Linked DNA regions of Mus musculus: region 1 is linked to region 2. A link is a loop called in an ENCODE intact Hi-C map of the cell type or tissue named here. Cell type or tissue: heart. All regions are shown on one strand. Each heading gives the region's core, and the rest is flanking DNA. Links, peaks and the distances in the headings are about the cores only. Region 1 holds the start of Fam50a (family with sequence similarity 50, member A). Region 2 holds the start of Fam3a (family with sequence similarity 3, member A).

Region 1 (8,331 bases), core at 55-8,054, 82 kb before region 2:
ACCTGGATCAGCCCTGTCTTGAGACTATTAACCGCATCAAGTTGTACAGCGAGTCCCTGGCCCGGTATGGCAAGAGCCCCTATTTATACCCACTGTATGGCCTGGGTGAGCTGCCCCAGGGCTTTGCCAGGTGAGGATCTGTCTTTTTCGGATAGTATTACTAGTAAGACTAAGGCCAAGAATGAAAATTACCTTGAATATTTTTGAGGCATCTCCTACTTTCCCATCTAATTTTCATGTATATTATTCCATCCCTGGGTAATGGGGGCACTGCGCTAGTGCATTAAAAAGCAGAGTAGAGGCTGGAGAAATGGCTCAGCAGATAAGAGCACTTGTTTATACCGAGGATCCAGGTTCAGTTCCAATGTGAACATACATGGTAGTTCACAACCACCCATAACTCCAGTTTTAGGGAATCCAAAACCTTCATCTGGCCTCCACAAGCATCAGGCATACATGTGGTGTACAGACATACATGTAAATAAAACACACATATGAATAAATAAATATAAAAATTTATTTAAAAAATAGATGAAATACAAAGTAAAGGACTAGGTCACCATGAACATAGCTTCCCTTAGCTCTTGGTAGTACCAGGTCTAAGTCTAGGACCCCAGAACCTTGAGTCTGGGCTTCCCTGGGAGCTGGCTCTTTTACTGACAGTTCTTTATTCTTGACTCCTGGGCCATTTCTGTGTGGAGCTACTCCTTCATGCTGCCTTCCATTGACCCATTTGCAGAACAGAGTATTATGGATGGAAACAGCAGAGAAGAAGGAATATGCCAAAAATGGGCCCAAATTTATGGGGGAGACACCTGAAACAGTTGGAATTGAACTCTGTCTACCTGTGTAGTTTCTTTACCCCACTGGTGGGGTGGGGAGAGTAGAGTAGGATCGGTCACCATTCTCCTGAGAAGACTCCCTTGTCATTTTCCTTACTATAGATTGAGTGCCATCTATGGGGGAACATACATGCTGAACAAACCAGTGGATGACATCATCATGGAAAATGGCAAGGTGGTGGGTGTCAAATCTGAGGGAGAGGTAAGCCTGCCATATACATTTGTATTACCGTGGTTTGGTCTTTTTCAGGGCTATGTTCTTAGGGAGCCTTATTACTGGTGAGTTTGCTGCTGCTTAACCCTGAGAAGCTTACAGCTAGGGACTGGGTGGTCAGGGAAACTCTACATAGTTATTCCTGTTGGCAAGAAATACCCTTCAAAATGCCAGGTGTAATGGCACACAGCTGTTTTCCAGTACTTGGGAGCCAAGGCAGATGAATATAAATCAATCAAGAAGTATCCTTCAGAAGTCACATATTTTGTATTCCTGAAAGTATTCTTTTGGAAAGGGTGCCCTGTACCCCGGGCTGGCGTCAGATGTTGAATGTAGCTGAGGATGAACTTTTAATCCTTGTGCTTCCACCTTCTTGATGCTGGATTACAGGTGTGTGTCAAGAGACCTGCTTTATGCATTGCGGGAATCTAACCTGGGGCTTTATGCATAACAGGCAAGCACTCTACCAACTGAGATAACATGCCTCCCCCCAACCATCCTTCAGCCTGCTGTGGTGGGGCATGAGAATTGAGGCTGCTAGTGAAGAAGATCCTGAGGTTGAGATTAGTTTGGGTCAAACAGTCTCAAATAAAAACTCCAGCAGCAGAAAAAAAAAAGCCCATTTTTGTGATCATTGTGTTTTAGCAGTAGGGTCACCTAGCCCTGTATATGAGGGCTGATCTCTCTGAGCTTCAAAGAAAGGGACAGTGATGACAGCTCAGAGCTGCCTGGCTTGCCTTTCCAACAGGTACAAACCCTTCTGGTACCTTCACAGGTGGCCCGCTGCAAGCAGCTGATCTGTGATCCCAGTTACATCCCAGACCGTGTGCAAAAGGCTGGCCAGGTTATTCGCATCATCTGTATCCTCAGCCACCCCATCAAGAATACCAATGATGCCAATTCCTGCCAAATTATCATCCCTCAGAACCAGGTCAACAGGAAGTCAGGTAGGCCAGGCTGTTATGCATCTCTTCTCACAAGAAATCTTAGGGCTTCTTGTGACATTTTGTTACAGAATCCCTGCGGCTTGGATGGCTTGAGCTCTTACCTTGTTCATGAAAATGACAGTTTGAATGCTGTTTACATGTTGGGTTGGGAGCAGGAGCATGTGGGCCAGATTCCTGTCTAGCCTCTAGGAACTACTTTTTGTGTGTGGCCATTTTCCTCTGGTACATGTTAACCAATTGGCTTCCCATGGTCAGACATCTATGTGTGCATGATCTCCTATGCGCACAACGTGGCCGCACAGGGCAAATACATCGCCATTGCCAGCACCACTGTAGAGACTGCAGAACCAGAAAAGGAAGTTGAGCCTGCATTGGAGCTGTTGGAACCCATTGACCAGAAGTGAGAGGCTGAACCAAACTTTATGGGGAGGTTGGGGATTAGGAATGGGCAAGGCCCATTATGAGACTTTTCTCTTCTTTCTTTTCTTTTATTTGCCCCTTAGGTTTGTGGCTATCAGTGATTTATATGAGCCCATTGATGATGGTTCAGAGAGTCAGGTAAAAATGCTGTCCCAGTCAGCCTTGGTTCTTGCAGTCTATCCAAGATCCTCTGCCTGACTTCCGTGAGCCCTGGGGTTCTGTCTATTTACAGGTGTTCTGTTCCTGCTCCTATGATGCTACCACACACTTTGAGACAACCTGCAATGACATCAAAGATATCTACAAACGCATGGCTGGTTCTGCCTTTGATTTTGAGAACATGAAGCGCAAACAGAATGATGTCTTTGGAGAAGCTGATCAGTGATTGCTGACTCCCCTCCTCCAGCCCCTGTTCCCCTCTCCCCAACTTGTATGTCCTTCTCTAGGGCAGGGGAGATGGTATGGCTAGGCATCCTTGTTTCCAGCATCTTCTGCTTCCCCTACCACATTCCAATCACCCACCTTATTGATTTTATTCACTGACCATATCCTTAACCTTAGGGATGGTTTGGGAGATGGGAGTTGGATAGTATCCTCTTTCTTGGTCTGTCCTTGTTCTAGGGAAAGAGAACTTTGTGTGTGTGTGTGTGTGTGTGTGTGTGTGTGTGCGCGCGCGCGTGCGTGTGTGTACGTGTGTGTACGTACGTGTGTGTGCGTGTGTACATGTGTGTGCATGTGTGTGTGCATCGTGCACCCCCAATTTTGCTGTTTGGGAAGGAGTGGAGGAAAAGCTGACCCCCACCCCCACTGCTCTTAGTCCCAAATGTAGTGGCCTTTGGAGATACCCATCTCCTCCCCCAACTCTTAGGTGTTGGAGAGAAGGGACCCTCCCAGCACAAAATTGCATTCCTCCTCCTCCTCCTCCTCCTTATAATTTATTCTAATTTATTAACTTTGGAGTAATTGTCTGAGCCCTCAGCCTTTCTGTGCAGCCTAGGGCTGTAGAGTGAGCTGCCCTGGCCTCTCCCAGTGCTGGCAAAGCCTGGGATGGGAGAAGATTTAGGTGTGACCCCCTCTGGAGGTTGATCTGTTTTGAATTTCTTTTGTGTTGTGTTCACTGAGAAAAAGTAATGTGAGCAAAGCAGAAGGAGGTAGGAAAGTGGATCCAAACCCCAGTGTACCCTGCCCCATGCCTTTTCCTTTAGTGGTGGGAAACCCTTACCTTGCAAAGTGAATGTGTCCCCTTCCCCAAGCTCTAGTATATTTCACAGAAAACAAAAACCTCCCAATAAAACTATTGAAACTTAAGCCTGGCTCTTTAGGTTCTCTGCTTTAAGGCTGTTTTGCAGGACTGGGGCAATTTAGCTTCTGGACTAGAACTGTATCCGCAAGGATCAAGGCAGGTGAAGTAGGTCATCTGGTGTTGGACGGGTCATCATTTACTAGTGGTTTCCAAATCAGAAGTCAGTGTGGAGGTTTTGGGTTCAAGGCTATACTGACCTCTCCGAAGCAGAATAGCACAGGTGAGATGGTTCAATGCATAAAGATATTTTCTATGTGACCCTGAGTTTGATCTTTGGAGCCCATGTAAAGGTGGAAGGAGAAAACTGATTCCACAATATGACCTCTGCACATGTTCAGTGGCTTGTGCACAACATGTAAACAAACACATTTAAATTTTTATGTGTATGGCTATTTTGCCTAGGTGGGTGTGCACAACTTGCATATCTGCTGCCTGCAGAAGCCAGTATCTCCAGGAATTGGAGTTACAGTCAGTTGTGAGCTATTTGAATGCTGGGGATCGATTCTGGGTACTCACCATTGCCTGAGCCATCTCCTCTGCCTCACACAAATTTTTAAAGGAGAGGTATCAGGAGTCTCAGTCCTGGGGGAGCAAAGGGACCTGGACCTAGCCTTGGATGATAGCTAAAAAAATTCAGCTGGGCAGGGGTGGCACACACCTTTAATGCCAGCACTTGGGAGGCAGAGAACAGGCCAATTTCTGAGTTTGAGGCCAGCCTGGTCTACAGAGTGAGTTCCAGGACAGTCAGCTACACAGAGAAACCCTGTCTCGGAAAAAACAACAACAAAAAAATCCAAGCAACCAAATGTGTCAGTGTGTGACCAAGCAGGAGGAAAAACAGCCTCCGTGGGAAGGGGTACACCTGACTGAGACATGGCTCTCAGTTCCATCATCCAAGTTGGGAGCAGCGCGCTCAGCCTTGGGACTAACAGAAAGAAGTTAGGAGGAATGGAGGGCCAGCTTAAGATAGCATTTAACTTTGAGGGTGTACAGGAAGCTAGAGGACCCAGCTCCATGTCACAAGGAACCAGCAGAAAGAACTGGTGATTTCGCATTGGGTATGGGATGAACTCGTCCGGCCTCCTGTGAGGCGGGGCGAGGTGCGATCACGTGTCAGAGCCGCGGGCGTAGGGCAGGGCCTGCGTCCGCACGTTCCCTGGTGGCTGACGTCACGCATCAGCTGACTAAATTGCCGCCGCCACTGCCGTCGCCGTCGCCTCCACGACTTCTCCAAGCAAAAGTCACTGTTGCCGCTGTCGTCGCTGCCAACGCCGCCGCTGCCGCTGCCGCTGCCGCTGCCGCTGCCGCTGCCTCCGCTGAAACCGCCACTGCCTTCGCTGAAACCGCTGCTGCCACCATGGCCCAGTACAAGGGCGCTGCAAGCGAGGCGGGACGCGCCATGCACCTAATGAAGAAGAGGGAGAAGCAGCGTGAGCAAATGGAGCAGATGAAGCAGAGGATTGCAGAGGTGTGGGCCAGGCCGGGGCACCTCAGAGCTTGCGCTCCGCGCGGACCCCCTGGCGGTCTCCTGCCACTCGTCTCTGGGAGACCTCAACAGTGGGCTATGAGTGCCCGGAGGGCGGGCCCCGCGTTGGTGGCGAGACTTGCTGTGCATCTCTAGTAACAGAAGTCAGCCGAGACAGTCTAATCTATAAAATGGGCTCAGTGTTGGTCCATGTCAGAGATGGGGAGCACACTGATGTTGGGTGAGACTCCTTGGCACTCCTCCTGAGTACAGAGCTCCCAGCCTTCCAATGCTTATTGGGAAGACCCCACTTCCTGTGGAGAGGCACAGGGGTATGCCACTGAGTCTCACTCATTACAGAGTACTAGAGTTTCTCCCAGGGTTTGTTTAGTGAGTGGTCGCTGCATTCAGAAGCGCGATACCAAGCTGACCACAGCTTGATCCTTTGGGCAAGACTCCTGAGAGGAGCAGGGGGCCTTAGCTCTCCAGGTGAGAGCAGGCCCTATCTGGGGAAGTGAGAAGACAAACGCCCAAACCAGTCTTCAGTTGGAAGTTTTTTTGTTTTGTTTTGTTTTTTGTTGTTGTTGTTGTTTTGGTTTTTTGAGACAGGGTTTCTCTGTGTAGCCCTGGCTGTCCTGGAACTCACTCTGTAGACCAGGCTGGCCTCCAACTCAGAAATCCACCTGCCTCTGCCTCCCAAGTGCTGGGATTAAAGGCATGTGCCACCATGCCCGGCCAGATGGAAGTATTGTCCACCCTCAACTATGCTTGTATAGACACCTAGTCCTACAGTTCCGGCCTCATTGCCTCATTGGCAGCTGGAAGTTTGCCTCTACTGGCTACTCATTTGGAGGTCCCTTCAGAGTACCTACAGGGCACTTATTAATATGGGGTCAGGCTGAAGAACAGTGGCCTTCCAGAGAGCTGCTGACAGCATCCTGGGCCAAAAAGGAGAATTCCAGGGTCTGGACATTTTGATCCCTCTTTTTTTTTTCCATTTATCTCTTCCTGAAATCCCGTGGCTTGGGTCTCAGGAGCTTCAGCTTAAAGGCTGAAGGTGAGTGGTGGTGGCTACAGATTACTGAGTGGGTGCTGGGCCCCAGCAGGAGACCTGAAGAGGGGGCCAGAGCAGTTCAGGGATGCCAAGAGAAGGACCTCCTTTGGTTCCTTTAGCCTTCCCAATTTCGTGGACCCTTCCAGACAGAAAAGGAAGGGAGGGTGTCTTTCTTTTCTAAGATCATGTCATAGCATGTTAAGGCACAAATTTCGAACTAGGGTCTAGAACCCACAGCCACTCTGTCACTTCCATAGTGAAGTGGTAGATGGCCTTCACTGATATGTCCCTCCTCTGCAGGAGAACATAATGAAATCTAACATTGACAAGAAATTCTCTGCACACTATGATGCTGTGGAAGCAGAGCTCAAGTCCAGTACTGTGGGTGAGCAGGACACATGTACCACCTTTTTTTTTAGTCCTAGGTGTCACTCTTTTGCTGGCCCTGGCTGACTAGCCTTTCTTCCCATGTCTTCTTGCCTCACAGGTCTTGTGACTCTGAATGACATGAAGGCCAAACAGGAGGCACTGGTGAAGGAGCGAGAGAAACAGCTGGCAAAAAAGGAGCAGTCAAAGGAGCTACAGCTGTGGGTCCCCCATCCTCAGCAGCTCTCCCCTCACAGTGCAGCTTAGCGCTTGGGAACTCCTGGGGGTGGGTCAGGCTGTTCCATTCCCATTCCATAGGGAGAACCCATTTCCTGCTTTGGGAGCAGTTGTGGTATCTATTGAGCTCCACACTGGTTCTCACTTTCCAGGTTTATCTTTCTTTCTGTTCCTCTGTAAAGGTGGTGAGTCCTTTCTGAGCCCTTTCTTTTTCCTGGGTGCCTGAACAGCCTGCATTGTCCCCATTCCTTTCTGCCCCATGCTTGATGTGTCACAGAGTCCTGCCCTTGAGCTTGAAGTGACTAGGGCAAATAGAATCCCTCTGGGGTGCTGGGGAGATCCAGCCTGTGCTGAGTGGACCCCATGCTAGGCACACAGTGGCTCTGGGTCAGGGAAGGGGCCTCAGGGCAGGAACATGGGGCATGATGGCCACCCATGCCTTGGTAGGAAACTAGAGAAGCTTCGAGAGAAGGAGCGCAAGAAGGAGGCCAAGCGGAAGATCTCCAGCCTGTCCTTCACCTTGGAGGAAGAGGAGGAGGGAGTTGAAGAGGAGGAAGAGATGGCTATGTACGAGGAGGAACTGGAGAGGGAAGGTGAGGGTACAGCCCACCAGAGCTCTCTTCTGGCATTTGTGCTGACATTTGGGCCAGCAAAGAAGAAGCACACTCTTTTTTTTTTTTTTTTTTTTTTTTTTAAATTTTAGCCTCAGTCACCATGAGACAGAACTAGGCCAATAGCCCCTTTATAGGAGCCACTAGTGTGAGAAGTTATCAGAGTACTTCTAGTGCCTGGTCTAAAAGGATCCAGAAGCTGTTCTTTGCAGCACATAGGATAAACTAAGAAGGGGAGAATATAATCTGGACTAGCCTTGCCTGCTAAAACTTTCTGAAGTAATGGGAATGTTTGTGAACACACTGTCAAGTATGGTGACTGCTCACCACGAGCAGCCACTGGACAATGATTAATTGTGATTGGTGAATTGGATCTACACTTGCTGAAATCCTGTGCCTCCAAAGTACAACCCTATGTATGCACATCTGTTCTGTGCCTTGCCAGGCCACAGGGTCAGTATGGGCTCAGGACACTCAGAATTGCTGCTTTCCCTAAGCACGGGGGAATTACTATACTGCTCCCTTCCACAGTAATTTTAGCACTACATTTAACCCAACAGTATCTGAAATAATACCATTACTCCTTATTTAGCTAGCTACATATTCAGTAGTACTCAGGGGTATATGTATAAAGTAGTGTTGTGTTTTGTTTTGTTTACTTCATTTATTTTGAGACAGGGTCTTATCCTGCTTCCACCTTAGGAGCTGTTCTATAGTGCACAGACTAGTGGAAAGGTTATCAATCTCACTGTGTATCGCTGGGGTTTTGTTTTGTTTTTTTCAGATAGTCGTTTTGTTTTGGTTGTTTATTTGTTTTTCGAGACAGGGTTTCTCTGTGTAGCCCTGGCTGTCCTGGAACTCACTCTGTAGAC
Region 2 (8,331 bases), core at 64-8,063:
AGCTCTGTATAGAGTATTTGCTCGGTATGTGTAAGGTCCTGGGTTTAATTCCCAGCACTATAAAACGTTTAAAAAAGCATCCTTTAGAGAGAACACAGAGATGATGGCTCGCTAAGAACTTGCTAAGGAAATGAAGCACATGATTGTGTGTGTGCTCCTACCTCTCAGAAGCCTGGACTTGAGATAGGATTATACAGAATGGATCTGTGGAGGATTGTCTTGTCTTATAACCTAGGCCTTCAGGAACTGCATGAGAGGCCAGCAAAATTTGCTAGAGATTTATACCAACAGAAATATTGTCAGCCTATGAGAAGAACTGAGATGAGAATACAAGGATGGAAGAAACAAAGGAATGAAAGACAAAAGGAAGGAAAGAAAGAAGGAAGTGAGGGAAGAGAGAAAGGAGGGAGAAAGGAAGGAAGGGTGGGAGGTAGGTAGGTTGATTTTGAATACAGAGCTAGGAATGAAGAGGCCAAAGAGGGAACAGAGGATGCAGTCACTTCAGTGGGCCTAGAGAATGATATAGAGATTTCTTCTTAGGCCTTGACATCTAGAACTTGCCCTGCTATGATTGGGACTTGCTTAGGACCATGAGCCCCTGCTTCATCCCAATGTCTCTTGTTTGGAATGGGAATGTTTTTTTCCTATGCCTGCCCCTTTCATCTTCTGATGGTGGCTAACTCATTTATTAGGTTTACAGCCCAGAAGCCTATGATAGTTAGTTGGGAGAGGCCAGACAGAGAATGGAGATCCTAGTGGGGCTGGCTGACAGCATGCAGGGGTGTCACAAAAGGCAGTCTGAAGTACAGGTACGGGGGGAATAGGGAAGGGACAGGAGGCTTACCTGCAGTCACTGAGTTCTCTGGGCCTGTAAGTAGAGAGTTTTTTCTGTTAGCAGGGAGGCCTCCAGGAGCCTCCAGCAGAACAACCAGGCTCAGGGACTCAGGGCCAAGTCAGGCTATACTTGGCATGTTCCCCGCTCAAGTTTCAATGATGCCCTGATATAAAACTGCCTGCTTCAGGAAAAGGATGAATTGGAATTGTAAATAGTGCTTAGGTGACTTGGCACCAGTGACAAAGTGCAAGATCCCTTGTGTGTCTCAGAGCTCAACGGAAAGTCGAAGATGATTAATAATCAATGGAGGCCTTTCCACTCCTTACTCTTACTCTATCAACTTCCACTCTATTGGTTACAATTAGGAGTGTTGTTCTCTAGGATGGTTCGTGGAAACAAGGATGCATTTGTGTTAGAAGATAGACCTAGGGCAAAAGGAAGCCTGCCATGAAGGTAATGGGAAACCCAACCACCATAACCCATATTGGGCGCCTCTATAGTGAATCAAGAGGATTCCCACACTCACTGGTGAAGAACTGCTGAATTCGAGGAAGGCCAACACCAGGACCACCTAGGAGGATGGTGACTAGGATCCAGGTGAGACCCATAATGATGATTAGGGCCACGATGCGCAGGGGGCCTGCAGGCAGGATAGACACAGAGCAGGACTATCTTAGACATCAGTGAACAAAATCTGCAATAACCCACTACCTCACATGACCAGATCTCCCCTTCTACTTGGGAACAAGTGATGGTACGATTGGGAGGTGGGGGACCAATCGATATCTACCAGACCCAAAAGAGAGGCTTGAACTTCCTCCTAGTAGACGGAAGAACGTGAGTTCAAACCTTGAGGCTGCTCTGTTTGGGTCTCCCCAGCAGGTTTGGAGGTGCCTTTTAGAACTCATGCTCTGGGAAGGTTTCATAGCACCAACCTCAGCATCTTGCCTCTGAAATTATCAGAATATTTACAGTTCACCCATCTGCTTTGCCTTTCCTCTTGTTCTGTTGGAAGCTCTATACTCCTTGTAAAGACCAGTCCTTCTACCTGCTTCAGGATCCATCAAGATATCTCCTGTCTCAGATACATTGTGCTAAGACTTCTTTCTATCTCACTTTCTCTCATATTATCAACAGGTCCTAACTTAGTAAGATAAAGATGAAACAGAGCTCCTGAAAGAAAAATCTCATTCTTTGATTCTTCATCTTCCTCTTCTCCACCAAACTCTTTAAAAATTTATATTCTGGCTTGGGATATAGCTCTGTGGTAGAGCATTTGCTCAGCATGCATAAGACCCTGGTTTCCATCCCCCAGCATACACATAAAAGTCATCTACATTGTGATTTCTATTACCTCACTCCCCAACTCTCTCCCAAAATTCTTCCAATCTAGTCGTGCTCCCATAACACCAACTAAATAACCTTCCAAACAAGACCACCTATGACTTTTATGATGTCACATTTCTGATTGTCTGACTGCTCTTTCTTGACACTTCACTACTAGATTCCAGGACAGTACTGTCTCCTGACCCCATTCTCTGGGACTCCCTTTGTTGGTTAGATTGTGTTCCATTACTCTCTCCTCAAAAGGTGTTCTTTTCCAGGCTGCCTTCTCCCATCTTCATACTGTATGGGAGATTTCACCATGCAGCAATGACACCTTACACCTCCAGCCCAGATCTGTCTTGAACTCATATCCTCCCAGCCAGTTCCTTAATGTCCAATTTGGACTTATCCACAAAGCTGCTACTTTACCAGTTTTCAAATTCTACTCTCACCCCAAACAGTCCCTCCAAGGCACATTCATGTTTGTAGTCCAGCTGACAGCAGAGCTACCACTTAGATCATACCCAACCTCAAAGGCACCTAAGTCAGTTCTCTTCTGGCTACATCTCTCTATCTCTACTATCCACTCCTCTCCATCCATTCAATCTCTGGAGATTTTATATATATATATATATATATATATCCTTAACTTATATATATTGATTATATATATTATCAACATCTATCTATATCTATCTCTCTATATAAAATCAATCCTTATAGTTTGGGAAGCTGAAGTCCTCAGAGGTGAATTTGCTCATAAAATGAGTGCTTGTGCACAGTCATCCATTAATAAATAAACAAACCAGTGACCACCCAGGCCTCTCCTAACACAGGCACTAGGACACCTGGCCTCTCTTCAGTTCGCTGTGGAAGCCACCCACCTGCCAACCTCATGTCCACTTCTCCAGCTGGGTTGAGATCTCCCGCAGGTGCACTGTTTGGGAACTGTGGGTTCTGGGGGGAATGAAACAGGAGAGAGTAGGTTTGGGGGTGGGGGCAGTGGCAAGTCTGTGCTGGGAGCGATCGGTGTTATGACTTGTTCCTCCAAACACCAGTCCAGGCTCAGTTCCTCGTGAGTGCTGGGAGAAGTCCTGCCTGGCCAGGAGAGCCTTAGGAATCCGTTGCGCCTCACAGTCTGGCTAACAGACTCCAGGACTGGAGCGTAGCAATGATTCTTCTCCACCCGGATCCCTCCGGTGCTAGGCCCGGGGCTCAGGTCGATCCGCTCGAGGCTGGTGGCAGAGATTGGGCGGGCCAAGGATGTTGTCTGGGTGTAGGGAGAAGCAGACCGGATCAGGGAGTTACCCAGTTGTCTCGCTCTGCCGGCTAGGTGAAGCAAGTGAGTCACGTAGAAAAGCTTATCAGGCACGACAATGGCCGCCCGCAGAAGGCCACAGCCCACAGGCGTCGCTCCGCCATAGGCCCATAGGCTGTGCTGTAGGTCCGCAGGTCCTCACGGAGGCTCCACCTCCAGACCGGCCTCCTCCCTCTCCTCCAGAGGCTGGGTGGGAGGTGCCGAGTGTGGCTGTGCACTCCTCTTGTGCTAAAGCTGAGCCGCCTAGCTTCCTACAGTGTCACTGCTTCAAGATGAAATCTCCTTCTAGACTTTGAGGTACTATACACTTTACAGTTCATGTTTGCTTAACTCTATGTAACCCAGGCTGTTCTCAAACTTGGAGCGATTCACCTGCTTCAGGCTCTCAAATGTTGGAATTACGGGCATAAAACACCAGAGCCCCCATTCCCACTTCCTCCACACGTCCTCTTAGGTGAGCGATCTATTTCTATATTTGATGAGCTGAAGCTCCGATTGTGACTTGATATCAGAGCTTTCATGGCTCATAAGAGGATGGATGCGGGGACACAGATAATGACTTAAGGTTGATATGTGTTCTTTAAGAGCATGGACGGTTCAGAAGCACATGCGGAGGTAAACCTGAGCCTTTGGTTGCTTTCTTTCTGCTTAGTGTTCTTTCGTGAGAGCGTTCTGTTTTATGTATCAATCAGTGAAGGGATGTTTGGAACATTGCTCCTGACCCTCATGTTTGAGCCTTTTCCCCTGACCGCCTACAGTGCCAGGGCAGCTGGGCCAGTCCTTTTAAGCTGGATCTATCTGTGTCTCAGGCAGCTGCATTCCTGTCCTTTGACCCAATGGTCTTACTTACAGGAACTCCACCCCACTTCCATAATGCTCCAAAATACAGAAAAGTTTACAGAAGCACTGTTTTGGTTAGATGATAGCGTTTTCAATTTGGTTACACTTGTAATCTCAGCACTTGGAAAGTGGAGACGGGAGAGGAGGATAAAGGGTTTAAAGCATCCTCGGCCACTTAGCAACTTTGAGGTCAGCCTTAGCTGCATGAAACCTGTCTCAGGGAATCTGATGTCTTATTCTGACCATCTCAGGCGCCAGGCATGCATGTGGTACACGTACCACATGTGGTACATGTAGGGAAACCACTTATATAAAAAAAATAAAATTTCAAAAATTGTAGGAAGCTGGAGAGATGACTCAGTGGTTAAGGGCACATACTGTTCTTGCAGGATACCCGGGCTGGATTCCTTACACTCACATAAGGCAGCTCACAACCGCTTCAGGGGATCTGGCACCTCTCTGATCTCTTCCTCCTCTTCCTCCTCCTCCTCCTCCACACACACACACAAATAATAATTAATTTTTAAAATAAAACATTAAGTAAAGATAAAATAGTAACAGCAACAACAACAAAATGAATATTAAAAAAAAAAGAATACAGTAGTTTCCATATTGACTGAGTACTTCCTCATAGGCACTCTCCAATGCTTGTGGTCAAGGGCATCTGTAGACCAGGCTGGCCTCAAATGTACAGAATGATGGAATTAAATGCCTTCTGAATGATGGAATTAAAGGCGTATGCTAACACACCCAGTCCTGCTACATATTTTTTGAGATGGGAATTTCGTATATTCTTTAACTCACTATGTTTCCAAGGATGTCCTTGGACCTCTTGCTTATACCTACTTAGTTCTGGGATTATAGGTGGAGATCCAGGTCTTTTATGACTCATGGGACAAACTTTCAGTCTATTTTCTCCAGGACTTTGTGTGTGTGTGTTCTGAAAATTAAATTTATGGCTTTTGACATACATATGCCTTATGGCTGACACAAAACCTCAGCCCTTTATCATTTAAAATGGACAATTAAAGCTAGGGATGGTGGCACATGCCTTTAATCCCAGTATTCTGGAGACAGGGGCAGGTGAATCTCTGTGAGTTTGAGGCTAGCCTGGTCTACAGAGTGAGTTCTAGGACAACCAGGGCTACATAGAAAAACCCTGTCTTGGAAAAAATACAATTAAATGGTTAAATTATATTCACATATATATATATGAATGAGATGCATAAGCTGGGGCATTCAAGTCTTGGCATTACATGATAGGCAGTAAAGGAATGCTATCCTTCAAAACTGATGTTTGTTTGATACATCTGGAAAAGGATCTTTTTGACCTGGGGAGAAATAACTCATTCTGTAATCAGAGGCTAGTGTATTTTTACAAGCTGGCCATAGCTGTCTGGGAACACTCGGTTGCCTCTTTCTGATAGCTCAAGAATGGGAGCCTTATCACTTCAAGGGCATTAATTTTCTGCCTCCTTCAAAGGTAGGGGACATCTGCACCAAGGTGGGAGTGCTGGCTGTTTAACTTGGCATGGGGACTAGGGAGTGAGAGACTCAGCGCACAGAGACAAGGGTGGGTTACCTTGTGTCTCTTCACTATGACACCTGTATCTGCACACATGCACACTAACTTTAAATACATGTAATGAAATCAGAGTGAAGTGAACACAAAAAGGCTCACACTTACTGTGCATGCAAAGATAACCTTGAACTCCATGTTCTCCTGTCTCTGTTTCTTTTTATTTATTTATTTATTTATTTATTTATTTATTGTATACACTGTAGCTGTCTTCAGACACTCCAGAACAGGGCACCAGATCTCATTACGGATGGTTGTGAGCCACCATGTGGTTGCTGGGATTTGAACTCAGAACCTTTGGAAGAGCAGTCGGCGCTCTTAACCGCTGAGCCATCTCTCCAGCCCCCCTGTCTCTGTTTCTTAAATGCTGGGATTATAGGATATGACAGCATATCTGGCTCTAGTCCACATTTTCAACATTTGACAGATAAATTTTATTAATTTTTAAATTTTAAATTTATTTTATTTGTTTTATTTTATGTGCATGGCTGTTTTGCCTGCGTGTATGTCTGTGCACCACGTCTATACTTGGTGCTTTTGGAGGCCAGAAGAAGGTGTTGCATTCCCTCGAGCTGGAGTTACAGATGTTTCTGAGCTGTTATGTGGGTGCTGGGAACTGAGCCTGGGTCCTCTGAAAAGGCAATACATACTCTTATCAATGAGAAATCTCTTCAGACCAAACCTCTAAATATTTCACTTTTGTTGATATTTTGGTTGGGCAAACAAAAATATATGTGAGATTCTACATGTAGCTTTAGAAAGCCACTGTGCTCTGTCCAGATTGAACAGGGCAGGGAAGTTAGCTAAATGCTGTCGTATTAAGTATTGGTGTTTTTAAAACCCCATCTTTGTTTTTAAAGATTTCATGTTTGTATCATTAAAAGACAACTTGAATAACATTGTGTGTGTGCGCGCACGTGCATTCTTCAAGGAATATTGAAAACCTGTAGCTAACTTTCTTTCTTCTTCATTCCTACCTCTCTCCCTCCCCTCCCCTTTGAACTTCTGATTCTCCTGCCTCCACCTCATACATGTTGAGATCGCAGTAGTGTGCCACTACATTTAGTTTTATGTATCGCTAGAAATGGGACCTATAGGGCTTCATGAACTACACTCTATCAACTGAACTACATCCCTACCCCTAAAAGTATTGTATTTGGAACCTAGTCAATATGTTCTATGTAGTGTCCTAAAAGACTGTAATGCATCCTAGTTTGGGAGGTTTTTAAGCTGATAGAAAAAACTAGGTGTTGTTTATATGCCTGTAATCCCAGTACTTGGGAGGCTAAGGCAGGAGGATGACTACAAATTTGAGGCCCTCCTTGGGTATACAATAACATAAGTCCAATGCCAGCATTCTGAGATCCATAGTAAAGTCCTGTCTCAAACCAAACCAAACCAAACCAAACCAAACCAAACCAAACCAAACCAGAGGGCTGGAGAGATGGCCCAGAGGATAAAATCACTTACTGCTCTTTCAGAGGACTGGTGAAGTGAAAACTTAAGGTTGGATGGTGTTTTTCTGGGGCAAATATGTGAAGGAACATTTAGCTGAAGTGGACATACGTGAAAGGCTAAGGGAGACTCGTGAAGGAATGTTTAGCTGAAGCAGACACAGGAGAGAGGATGTTCACTAAAGCAGGCACATGAAAGGACACATGATGAGGGATTCTTTGCAAATGATACATGTATTGGTCTGCCTTATGTTGTGTAGTTGAGCTGTATTTGTCAGGACTCCATAGAGAGAAATTTCTGGTGGTGTGCTACAGTTTCTTGCCGCTTCTTCAGATTCAGGCTGATTGGCAGAGTGATGTCAGCTGAGACAGATGCATGTGCTGAGGCAAGCCCTGGAGGACACATGATGTTTGGAGGGTATAAATAGGACCCAATAGACAGTGACAGAGGCTGAGCTAGGTGTGCTTATAGAGCTGGCTATGTAATGCTTGTTGGTCTCACTGATCTTTGCTTTGCTGAGAGAGGCACATCCGAGAACTTCTTTTGGTGTTCTTCTGGGGTCCGTCCCTCTTGCTGACTTGTGCAGAGGCTGAGGCCTGGCTGTCTCTGCTAGGTTGTGTCACCGCTGCTGATTCATGTTTGCTATCCCTACTCTGGACTGTTGGTGTATCCATGAAGTGTTTGCGAGTGGATTGAGCTGTCTGCTAACACGTGAACTGAACTGCTGATTTCTAGACAACACAGACGGGAGTTGCTCCAAAGAATCTTTCTAAACAGGTCTACTTTCCCCATATCCTTTCTTTCCCTCTGGTGAGTATTGGGCTAAAAGGGAGGTTAAAGAGTTTAAGAACCATCATTAAAAATAAGATTAAAAAAAAGGTCACAGACCTGTTTGGTTTGGTTCCTAGTATTCACATGGTAGCTCATATCCACTTATAATTCTAATTCCAGGAAACTGATATCCTTCCTCTTCTGATG

Evidence for each region. A loop is a pair of places that touch in the nucleus more often than their neighbours do. Peaks named below come from ENCODE experiments on the same cell type or tissue, not always from the same donor. Only the 100,000 strongest peaks of a DNase experiment are listed, where the experiment ranks them.
Region 1: a loop joins it to region 2, with 2.1 times the contacts of the local background. A loop is called at or near these places in 2 of 42 quality-filtered maps.

What each region holds. Positions count from the first base shown.
Region 1 is chrX:74,308,132-74,316,462 of GRCm38, forward strand. Gdi1 (guanosine diphosphate (GDP) dissociation inhibitor 1) reads left to right here. Exons shown (of 11, transcript NM_010273.4): 6 at 1-130; 7 at 945-1,044; 8 at 1,832-2,003; 9 at 2,259-2,403; 10 at 2,507-2,561; 11 at 2,656-3,736. The coding sequence ends at 2,808. It overlaps Fam50a (family with sequence similarity 50, member A), which reads left to right and starts at 4,902. Exons shown (of 13, transcript NM_138607.3): 1 at 4,902-5,194; 2 at 6,546-6,630; 3 at 6,733-6,832; 4 at 7,296-7,441. The coding sequence starts at 5,084. In heart, for the core only: no CTCF peak of the experiment used is centred there; a DNase peak (open chromatin) is centred at 4,840; H3K4me3 peaks cover 1,435 bases; H3K27ac peaks cover 1,522 bases; H3K27me3 peaks cover 420 bases.
Region 2 is chrX:74,389,630-74,397,960 of GRCm38, forward strand. It overlaps Fam3a (family with sequence similarity 3, member A), which reads right to left and starts at 3,645. Exons shown (of 9, transcript NM_025473.4): 1 at 3,046-3,645; 2 at 1,362-1,475; 3 at 845-868. The coding sequence starts at 3,058. It also overlaps a transcript of Ikbkg not described here. In heart, for the core only: a CTCF peak has its summit at 3,702; a DNase peak (open chromatin) is centred at 3,612; H3K4me3 peaks cover 1,488 bases; H3K27ac peaks cover 1,331 bases.